2 separate regions of the Homo sapiens genome follow, and region 1 is linked to region 2. Evidence: chromatin loops called from intact Hi-C (ENCODE). Cell type or tissue: endothelial cell of umbilical vein. All regions are shown on one strand.

What was found. A loop is a pair of places that touch in the nucleus more often than their neighbours do. Peaks named below come from ENCODE experiments on the same cell type or tissue, not always from the same donor. Only the 100,000 strongest peaks of a DNase experiment are listed, where the experiment ranks them.
Region 1: it touches region 2 in a loop (7-fold over the local background); 2 of 110 quality-filtered maps call a loop at or near these places.

The regions. Positions count from the first base shown.
Region 1 is chr2:10,935,203-10,937,702 of GRCh38, reverse strand. No RefSeq gene overlaps it. Among named protein-coding and RNA genes, the nearest start is that of KCNF1, 25 kb to the right of the region's middle. RefSeq lists an enhancer at 980-2,179. In endothelial cell of umbilical vein, no CTCF peak of the experiment used is centred here; a DNase peak (open chromatin) is centred at 1,342; H3K27ac peaks cover 1,959 bases.
Region 2 is chr2:11,127,323-11,129,822 of GRCh38, reverse strand. It overlaps FLJ33534 (Putative uncharacterized protein FLJ33534), which reads left to right. Exons shown (of 9, transcript NR_040080.1): 2 at 725-839; 3 at 937-1,102. Among named protein-coding and RNA genes, the nearest start is that of FLJ33534, 3.6 kb to the left of the region's middle. RefSeq lists an enhancer at 1-41. In endothelial cell of umbilical vein, no CTCF peak of the experiment used is centred here; a DNase peak (open chromatin) is centred at 1,022; H3K27ac peaks cover 886 bases.

The sequences.
Region 1 (2,500 bases), 190 kb after region 2:
TGGGTCTGTGTCCCCACCCAAATTTCATGTAGAATTGTAATCTCCAGTTTTGGAGGAGGGGCCTGGTGTGAGGTGATTGGATCATGGGGGCAGATTTCCCCCTTGCTGTTCTTGTGATAGTGAATGAGTTTTCATAAGATCTGATTGGTTCAAAGTGTGTAGCACTCCCCTGCCCTTCACTCTCTTCCTCCTGTTCTGGCCATGTAAGACATGCCTCCTTCTCCTTCACCTTCTGCCATGATTGTAAGTTTCCTAAGGCCTCCCCAATCATGCTTCCTGTACAGACTGCAGAACTGTGAGCCAATTAAATCTCTTTTCTTTATAAATTACCCCATCTCAGGTAGTTCTTTATAGTGACGTGAGAACAGACTAACCCACTTGGCCTTGGGGATGCCCTACTCAATTCTCCATGGCTTCTCCCACCCAACAGATGTAATTCACCACTCTGCCCCATCTTGGCCTGTTGGTGCCTAGAATAGACTTCCACCATTTCAGCCAGAGCTCTTTATGTTCCCTGCTCACCTGGGTGGCTCCCTCTCCCACTTTCTGGGCAGAGGGGGGCAGGTACTGAGTCCCATTAACCTTAGCAGCCCCACTACATAGCACATGGCCCCCTCAGCAAGCACCCAGAAAATGGTTTTAAATGGAGAAAATAAAGGAAGGAGCAAAGATGAATAAGAGAATCTACCTACCAGGAACTCCCAGGCTGGTGGAGCAGCCTGAGACAGGCACTGATAAATTCTTACAGCATCCAGCCACCTCCTTACCCCTGTCCCCCCACCCCACCAAACTGTACCCAAACAACACAAAATAAAATCTAAATTCTGGCAAAAAGAAATGTGCTTATTATCTCATCAATGCTATGCCGCGAATGGATCATCTCTATTTGATCACATGAAAACCGAGGCTCAGAGAGGTGGAGTGATTTCTCCAAGGTCACACAGCCCAACATATATTTTTCAAATGTAAACTAATGCTTCAGAGGCCTTAGGAGAGTTCGAGGAGAAAGAAACTGACGGAAAAGGGCAAAAGTGAGAGGAAGGGGCCACATCTCGGGACCCACATTTTCAGAAAGAAAATCCCAAATGTCCCGTATACATGGAACGTGGAATTCTCCCCATTTCTTGGGGTAAGCCTTCTGCTTTGGAGCCTTAAGAGGAGAGAAGGGCTCAGTTGCCATGGTTTTCTGATGGCCGGAGCTGGGAATGCACCCTGCAGCTCACAGTGATATTTGCTTGTTTTAGTTGCATCCCGTGAGTCACACTTGACCCAAGCTTTGTCATTGTTTACTTTACTCCTGAAACTGCAGCAGAGGATGGGGCCATATCCTGCCCTTTGAGATGCTGGGCTTCTTTCGTTCATTCTGCCACTGTCGCCAACAAATATGCCTGGCCTTTACTTACTCATCTACTGACTCATTCATTTGCTCAGTCACCCACTCATTCATTCCCATGTCTGCTCCCTCCGTCATTCACCCACTCCCACTCATGCGGTCCTTCCCGTAGTCACCAAAGTGTTCCCTTGTTTCTTTGTGCATTCACTCATTCACTCACTTATTCATTCTTCTTTGAGGACCTGCTACATGCAGTTGGCCTTCTCTAACAATGCGTTCTGCATGTGCGGATCCAGCCACAGGAAGGTGGAAAGGATTTGAAAAAAATAAATAAATGATAACATACAACAATAAAAAATACAAATAAAAATATAGTATAACAATGATTTGTATAACACATTGTATAGATATTATCAGTTATCCAGAGATGATTTAAAATATACAGGACCAGCAAACTATTACAGTGAACCACACTGTAAAATCGGTGGGGGGAGCCTGGGGCCTGGAGAGACTGTGTGGGGCCCGAGGATATAGAGACAGCCACTGGAGGCCTCCCGCCTGCGGGGTGGGAGAAGAGTCTTCAGCGGTGGGCAGTGAGGATGAGTCCAGCACGGTTAGGAAAGCGAGAGAACGGAGTGAATGAACAGCAGGAGGCCGGGCACGCTGAGGAGAATGAGAAAGTGATGTAGACCAGGGGCCGCCGCCTGAAGAGGGCCACACAGGTCATACAGACAAGGATGCTTGTGTTTCTGGGGACCACATACATCCTGTGAGGAGCCCCAGTGGCCCGGAGGTTGGGGAGCTCAGCTCTCGTCCTCCTTGGAGGCGCGTGCCCCCAAGGAGAAAGCCACTAGGCCAAGTGGGCTGTTCTTTAAAGTCTCTGGGCTCAGTTCCGGAAGACAGACTTGGGGGAGAATGTGACAGAGGGGGTGAGGCAGAGCTTCCAATCATGCTCCCCTACTCCTGCAGGAGCCCCGTGTACTCAGGCCACCCCTTAAAGTCTTGGCCCTGGATTTGTTGCTTTAATTACGGTGACATTTTGCATCTGCACACGAAGCCATCATCACCCAGCAGCAGACGTCGGGGGAGGGAGGGAGGAACTCCACCAAGGGCCAGCTGGCCTGCCCCCGAGATGGCAGGGACGCCCTCAGCTCCAGATCCCGCCTC
Region 2 (2,500 bases):
CCGTAAGCCTCTGCTTTTTGGATGAAAACGTTGGCTTTACCACCCTCTCTCTCCTTCCCGCACGCGCACACCTTGAAGGCATCCTACCAGGCGGTGACCGCAGAGGAAGCACCCAGAGCCACAGTTCTTGCCTTGTCAGCTGCTCCCACCACGTCCCCAGAAAGCTCCGGGTTCGTCAGAACAGCAACATTAAAGGAAGGCCCAATTTATCTATGGAAAAATCCGCTCCGGCCTTCCTCTTGTAGCCCCAACCGTTTTCACTTCTAAGTAGCCGCTTTGGGTCTTACTTGTTGGTTGTACAGTTGCTGTCAATGTGCCTACCATTTTGTACCCAGCTTAAAATTGTTTATTTATTTATTTATTTATTTAGAGGCAGAGTCTCGTTCTATCACCCAGGCTGGAGTGCAGCGGGGCGATCTCTGTTCATTACAACCTCCGCCTCCCGGGTTCAAGCGATTCTCCTGTCTCAGCCTCCTGAGTAGCTGGGATTATAGAGGTGTGCCACCGTGCTCGACTAATATTTGTATTTTTAATAGAGACTGGGTTTCGCCATGTTGGCCAGGCTTGTCCTGAACTCCTGACTCAAGTGATCTGCCTGCCTTGGCCTCCCAAAGTGCTGGGATTACAGGCGTGAGCCACCATGCCTGGCCAAATTTTTTTTTTTAATGTATCAGCAATATTTTTTCATGTTTCTCTTTATATATATATATATTTTTTGACACAGGGTCTTACTTTGTCGCCCAGGCTGGAGTACAGTGGCATGATCGTAGCTCATTGCAGCCTCCACCTCCCTGGGCTCAGGAGATCCATCTCAGCCTCCTGAGTAGCTGGGACCACAGGTGCTTTATAATCTTTACACATCTCATTGTAGCCAGTTTCTTAGAGTTGATGCATGATAATGTGTTTAACCAATTTTTTCTCTTCTTGGGCATTTAGGTTTTGTTCAGGTTTAGCACAAGCTGTGATGAATATCTTCAAGCCTCTGCTTCCTGCTGTGGAATTGTTGCCAAAGGACACATTCCCAGATGGGATTACTGAGTCAGAGGAAGTGGACATTGAGTGGCTCTCAACAGACAGGCTGTGTTGCTCTCACAGTGCCCAGGTACCACCAGCAATGTATACACATACAGGAAGCGCCGGCTTCCCTGTTGTCTTGTTGCTGTGGCGTGTTGGGGTCTCTAAGACCACCCTGGGTTTGTTGATTGGCTAGGAGAACTCGCAGAACTCAGCATACAGTGATACTCGAGGCTATGATGTATTACGACAACTGGAAATGAAGCAAATTCAGCAAAGGAAAAAGGCACATGGGTCAAGTCCAGAGGAAATGGAGTGTGAGGGTCCAAGACCCTCTCACATGCTGGACGCGCCCACTTCCCCCAGAAGTGTGTTGGGACAACACGTGTGGAATGTCATTTGTCAGGGACACTCACTAGAGATTTGGCACCGAGGGTTTTACTGCAGGCTAGTCACAAAGGCCCCCTCTGCCTAGCATGTACCAAAATTCTGGACTCCCAGTACGAAGACATAAACCACAGTGTTTACACAGTTTAGGGGCAGTGAGCCATTCATATCAGGGAAGGGCGGGAACCCTCCCCAAATCCAATTTCCCAGATACGAACCAAGGGCCAACCTTGCAAGCAGTCCTTGCTAAAGATAACATTGCTATAATTTGTATTTCTTTCATTTTTCTTTTGAGAGTAAATCATTTCGATATAAAATAATGAGATGGGACCTGGCCATCCGAAGGTTCATTCACTCTCAAGGCTGGAGGTTGATGCCAGCTGTCGGCTGTGACCTCAGGTGGGTCTGGCGGCCAGCTGCGGCCCCTCCATGTGGCTTGGGCTTCTCTCCAGTGTGAAGTGGCTGTGTTTCAAGGATGAGGAACTGACAAAGAGGGAACCAGGTGGAAGCAGTGTCACCTTTTCTATCCTAACCACAGAAGCCACCCTGTGCCACTTCTACCACATTGTTTATTAGAAACAAGTATGAATACTGGCCCATATTCAAAGGGAGGAGAATTAAACTCCACTTTTGATGGGAGGAGGATCAAATAATTTATAGAGGTTATTTAAAACCATCACAAACATATTAGATTTGCCATGTTTAGGCATTTATTCTGCAAAAAAACATACAAATGTGCAAAGTTACTTGAGGCTATTTTCTGCAGTGTTATTTGTGTTAGTTAAAAAAAAAAAGGAAACAATCTAAATGTCCATCAAGGGTCAGGTGCAGTGGCTCACGCCTGTGATCCCAGCACTTTGGGAGGCCGAGGCGGGTGGATTATCTGAGGTCAGGAGTTCGAGACCAACCTGGCCAACATGGTGAAACCCCATCTCTATTAAAAGTACAAAAAATTAGCCGGGCATGGTGGTGCATGCCTGTAGTCCCAGCTACTCGGGAGGCTGAGGCAGGAGAATTGCTTGAACTCTGGAGGTGGAGGTTACAGTGAGCTGAGATCGTGCCACTGCACTCCAGCCTGGGCAAAAGAGCAAGACTCCGT